Linked DNA regions of Mus musculus: region 2 is linked to region 1. The links are chromatin loops, found by intact Hi-C in ENCODE. Cell type or tissue: heart. All regions are shown on one strand. Links, peaks and the distances in the headings refer to the core of each region. The heading gives the core; the rest is flanking DNA. Region 1 has its middle 8.4 kb from the start of Smim38. Region 2 has its middle 4.8 kb from the start of Gm45181.

Region 1 (2,809 bases), core at 199-2,698:
CTTGCTCTAGATCCAACCAATCAACAGCAGTGCAGAGAGCGCGAAACATCAAATCTGAATGCCGGTAGACTCGTGCCTGGTGCTGCCAGGTGGGGAACTCCAAATTCATGTATTTGCACTCTAGATATTTATTGAACAGCCACAGTGTACCGTCCACCACACACAAGAATTCTTAAGCATCCTAAGTGCTCCTGGAGGTATGACACATGCACCCAGCACTTTGAGCAGCCTTATTAGATTAGATATTGTCGATGGTCACTCTCTGAGGCTCCCTTTTATCCTCTTCTGGGAACATGAGAAAGGAGACAGGAAAGGTGATGAACCTTTGATGGGAAGGTGTCAAGCAGGCAGGAGGGCCAGGGAGCCTCAGCCGTACACTGAAACAAAGCCCTTCTCTCTGAAGCTCCTTGTATCAGGCATTTTGTCTGAAAAAAATGTGACCAATACCAGAATGAATGAGACAGAAACCACAGCCACAGCCACACAGACGGGGCATGAATGTCTATGATGCCATGCTCACAGCTACTCATCTGGACACAACGAGAAGATAAGAAATCAAGTTCCGGTCTATTCCTATTCTGACAGCCTGGCACCAGCCATGGGGCTCATGTGATATTGAGCAATAGGCAAGCCACAGGCACCCAGGCTGCAGGCATAGCCAGCCAACAATTGGTGGACAGTGACAAGAGCCAAGCACAAGGATACTGCCGCAGATAGTGATAGAATGTTATAGAACAGGTAAAGCCACAGGGACAGAACACAGGCCATGCTGTGGGGGCAGAGTTTGGAAGCAAAGAGGCAGAGTGAAGGGGCTCTGGCAACAAGCTGCCCTGGGTTAATAGCAGCTGAGCCACTGAAATCTGTATAAAATAGCATCAAACGGAGAAAACAAATCCTAAATGTCACCTTTCCTTTATGATAACTATTGCTTGGAATTTCTATACCCCAAAGCCACACCCTTGCACTGACTTGAGGATAGGGGTCAGAAAGAGCCCTGTCCAGTCTTTGAACTTGGGCTAAGTGGTGAGCTGTAGCCTCAAGGTCATGTCCCTGGCCAGTCTTGCCCTTGCTGCTATGGAAGAGGAAGTTGAGGCCCAGAAAATCCTGTCACCCAGTGTCACCTAGCAAGTCTGAGGTGTCAAGATGTCCAGCCTGGACTATTTCTGTATCTCCTCCCAAGCTCCTAAGGTTGTCTCCAGGGACACTTCCCCTTTCGCCTGTGTTTAGGACAAAAAGAAAAATTGGGGACTTTGCTCACAGAGAGGGACGGAAAGGCCAGAGCTCTTACTGACCTGTCCTCAGAATGTTCCCAGACTCCTCTAGGCTATGGTCACCAAGAAAACCTAAACCTGCCCACAAAGTCAAACGCCTCTCCTAGGGATCCCTCCAGGCCCACTGGTGAGGAACAGGCTGGGGCTCCACAGTTCTCTGTGGGGAACTCGAAGCAGGGAAAGCCAGAGAGAGAGGCCTGGGGTCTGCAGGGGCCCCAAAGAGGGGTGCTGCTCCCCCACTGGAGAAGCCCAAGTACTTGCAAGAAGGACTGCAGATGACACTTAGGGGGTCATGGAGTACCTCCACTCCTGCTGAAGAGCCCTCATACTCCACACTGATTCTGCCTGACAGATCTGCCATACAGAAAAACAAGAGCTCAGAGCTTTCTGGAAATGTGGACTGTCCTAGGGACCACAGGCCCCATCTAGAGGCAGAAATGTGGGGCTCCAGCAGGGAGGAAAGCAGCTCCCTTCCCCAGCAACTCCACCCACCCACTACCCCACCCACCCACTAACCTCCCTGCTGTTGGGCCTTAGTTTCCTCCTCCTGAATGGAGGGTCACCATCATGTCTGTACCCACCCTTTGCTGGTGGCTGTGTGTGGACGACACACAGGAAGCTCTAGGAGAAATGCCTGGGTGCCTTCCTCAGCAGGGTTGCATGTGTTCCTGGAAACATGTGGCAGCCCCCACCTGTGTGGCCCTAGGATGGCAAGACAAGTGATCTATGCAGAGACCCTGTGACCCATAGAAATGTCCCTGCTTGGGAACCTTTCCAGCCACACACATCTACACGGGACAGCCCCGAGCCCTGATGGTTGCTGGCTCCCCACAGTGGCCTGTCAGAAGCAACAAAGACAGACAGACCTGCAGGGAAAGACCTCTGGGTGTCAGAGTAGGAACAGCCCCCCTGGCAGTCTGCTTAGGACGACTGAAGTGCTGAGCAGACCCTGAGGACAAAAACCAAAAGAGGTGGACCTTCAAATGAAGGAGTCCTGGAGGGTGACAGCCACTCAGACCCACCACACTGGTGCAGGGAGGGCTCAGCTCTTTTGAGACATCAATAGAAAACTACAGAAGACACGAACAGCCAGGGGGGTTGTTTTTTGTTTTCTTTTACAATGTCCCTGCCCCCTCTCTGGGGCTGGTGCTATGATGCTACAGTCAGCAAGGGCTGATGGAGATAGCTATATGGAGACAGAGATAATGGGTGACAGGCAGAGACAAGGAACTCTAAGTCCCTGACCATTCCCTCCCCAAAGCCCTGCTCGGAGCTACATTCTAAGGGACACAGGAACAAGGGGCATTTCTCCCCCAGATCCTCATGGCAGTCTCTAAAGCAGAAACCAGAGTTGACATATCTAACAGATATGGAAGAGGCTGACAAAGGTGTGACTCCTCTAGATCACTTGGCCAGGAGACAGTAGAGCAGGAGCAAAAACCGAGAATATTTGTTTTGGTTTTTTGTTTGCTTACACTGGGTCTTGCTCTGAAGCCCAGGCTAGCCCAAGCTCACTCTGTAGCCCATGACAACCCTCC
Region 2 (2,809 bases), core at 243-2,742, 54 kb before region 1:
TCTGGTCACATCCTGAAAGGAAAGTCAGGAAAAGTAGATGTCTCCTCTCCCTGCCAGGACCTGGGACTCAGGGTCTTCCCAACCTTGCTGTTGGGTGTCTATAATTTGGGGATATTGTGGCAGCCTGGGAGGCAGGCTTATCCCCAAAAAGGCTGTATTCACATCCAAGGGCTGTCACAGCAGGCAGCCATAAGTCTAGGGTAGGTCACAGTGAGAATAATTCTCATAGAGTTCTGGGAGCAGAAATCTGAATCAAGGTTGGGAAGGTGGGCTTTTCTGCCCAAGTGCCCCAGGAACTGGAGAGAAACTGATCAACATCAAGGAAGGTGCTCCTGGCCCAGGGCAGCACAGGGGCAGGTAGGCTGCAGCCTGAGACTGTTGTTGGTCTGATAAAAGGAATTAACATAAAAGATGACAAAGAGGTCATTTAAAAACTTTTATTAGCAGAGACCTTCCCCCGAACTTAATAGGAACAAGGAAAAGAATGGCTAGCTTGGTTAGGTTAAGGCAGTGTGGGGTAGAAGGCATCCTAACTGACCCTGGGAAGATAAGGTGGTGGCACCATGGGTCCATATGAGGGTCCCTGCTGTGACAGATTGCCCTAACCCTTCCATAGTCCACAACCCCACCAGGCCATGGTAACAGACACCTTAGTCCTCTCCACAGCCATGCAGAAAGGCCATTTTCCATGCTATTACCACCTGCACCATAACCATAACTCAGTGTTATAAAGAACAACCCTTCGAGGCATCTTCTCCTCTCAGTGTCCCTGTCTTCCCACAGCCTGCTGCTCTGCAGTTAGCATGGGTCTGGACGACCTATTTGCTTATTTACTGAACTCCAACTCTTTGAACAGCATAAACTCTCAGACCGTAGCAGTGAACAAAGTGGGCATGATCTCAGACTCCGAGGAGCTCACACATGATTTAGGGCAAGGCAAAGAACACTCAAGTAACAAATACACAGCAAGCCCATGCCAAGGAGAGCAGCACCTGAAGCAACTTCTCCATCCTAGCTCCTCCAGGAAGCCTGTAGCAAGACAGAAACATACATGTGTGAGAAGCTAATCACACTTCACACTGGATACAATAAGGAAATCCCCAGCCTGGCACATGTCAATGAAACATCACTGAAGTGATGCAGAGTGGATGGAAAGAGCAAGGAAGCTGGCAATGAGTAACAACAGGTGAAGAAACCTGGAAAAAAGATAAGTTGTTGCAAATACCAAGAACCAGACAGGAGTTGGCACTACAGACACTGCAGCACCAAACTACTAAACCAAGCACCAAGCTAACCCAATGCTCTGGCACCTTGTGTGATCTTGATACAGCTTTTTTTTTCTTTCTTTCTTTCTTTCTTTTTTTTTTTTTTAAAGCACAACTTGGATAGATTGGAAACTTTATTAGGGAAATGAAATCCACAAGTTAATAACTGCTCCCACTCAAAATCTCCAGGTGCCAATATTTCACTGGAGAATTTTCACCAACGTTTACAGAAGTGTTAGCACAATAGTCTACAGAATCTCTGCCAGAAAACAAAAGAAGGAGCTATCTACCTGTACATTATAGGTATTCTGTGTCATTCTGGTCCCAAACCAAAGGCAGCACAGGGGAGGGGGGTAGGGGAGAGGAGAGAGGAGGGAGGACACTCATAGACCAATGGCCCTTACAAACTTCTCACAAGTTTGTCTCTAATCATCAGGTCCTGGCATCCTTCCACAGGGGACTGACCAGTACACTGTGGCATAGAATTTTAGTTAGCAAGGAAACGAAAGAAACTGTCAGACATCCAACCACATAATGCATTTCCAAAGAGTTATATTGAATTAAGGCTAACCGGCCTTCCCTGGACTAGGAGACGATGACCACCAACCACCTGGGACTTCTCTGAATATCTTATTAATAATATTCCAATTCTGGAAACAACTCAGATGGCCAAGTAAATAAATAAAAAAAATTAAAAACCAGAAAATACTGAGACCCTGCTCAGCAACTTCTACATAATGTTCCCCTGACTCCAGGGGAAGAGGGGTTGGCTGGGAGGTTATGTTTTCTGGGACAGCATCTCATGTAGCCCAGGCCAACCTTGAACTTGCTATGTAGTTGGGGGATGGCCTTTATTTTAACCCCCTACCTCTACCTCCCAAGTGATGAGATTACAGGTGTGTCATACCACACCTGGCAAGGAAGGCAATTTCCAATAGTTCTCAGTTGATGAATGAGTCACCCAGAGAGATGGGAGAAGCTAAGCCCAGACCAGGGTCCACGTACTCAGTCACTAAAGAAGTACCGATTTCAGGGCCCAGGAAGTTCCAGAGAGTGATGGCTGGGTAGGAACTCCCCCCAGCTACTGGGTAATGCCACAACCACCCCCAGGCTGCAGAGGCACAAGCCTCCCACTTGCAGGAATGCCTGGGCTCATGCAGGCTCTGCTTGAGCTAGTGAGCTCTAATGAAGGCAGAGCCAGGCTGGAGAAGCCCAGCCTTCCAGGGCCCTGGATAGGCACCCTGCGGAGAGATGATCCTGGGAAGGTGAGTGAAAGCCAATCCTGGTGGGAAAAGAAATCCAGGCAGAGGCCGCAGGCTGTGCTCAGCTGGCACAGAGCTGGTGGTTAATAACTGCCTCCAGAGTGTCAGCTAATTCCCAGGGCAGGGAGCCACTCTGAGGCTGGGTTCCATTCCCAAGGGGCTGCATGTGGATTTCCTCACAGGGTGATTCACAGCCATACTTGGAATAGCTGACAGCACACCTCTCACCTGGGGAGGAGGAGTGTGATAAAGATGCCCCGCTTAGGGCTGCCATCTCTCAGG

Evidence for each region. Peaks named below come from ENCODE experiments on the same cell type or tissue, not always from the same donor. Only the 100,000 strongest peaks of a DNase experiment are listed, where the experiment ranks them.
Region 2: it touches region 1 in a loop (1.8-fold over the local background); 1 of 42 quality-filtered maps calls a loop at or near these places.

Annotation. Positions count from the first base shown.
Region 1 is chr7:145,215,103-145,217,911 of GRCm38, forward strand. It overlaps a transcript of Tpcn2 not described here. Among named protein-coding and RNA genes, the nearest start is that of Smim38, 8.4 kb to the left of the region's middle. In heart, for the core only: a CTCF peak has its summit at 1,696; a DNase peak (open chromatin) is centred at 609; H3K27ac peaks cover 2,454 bases.
Region 2 is chr7:145,160,763-145,163,571 of GRCm38, forward strand. No RefSeq gene overlaps it. Among named protein-coding and RNA genes, the nearest start is that of Gm45181, 4.8 kb to the right of the region's middle. In heart, for the core only: no CTCF peak of the experiment used is centred there; no DNase peak of the experiment used is centred there.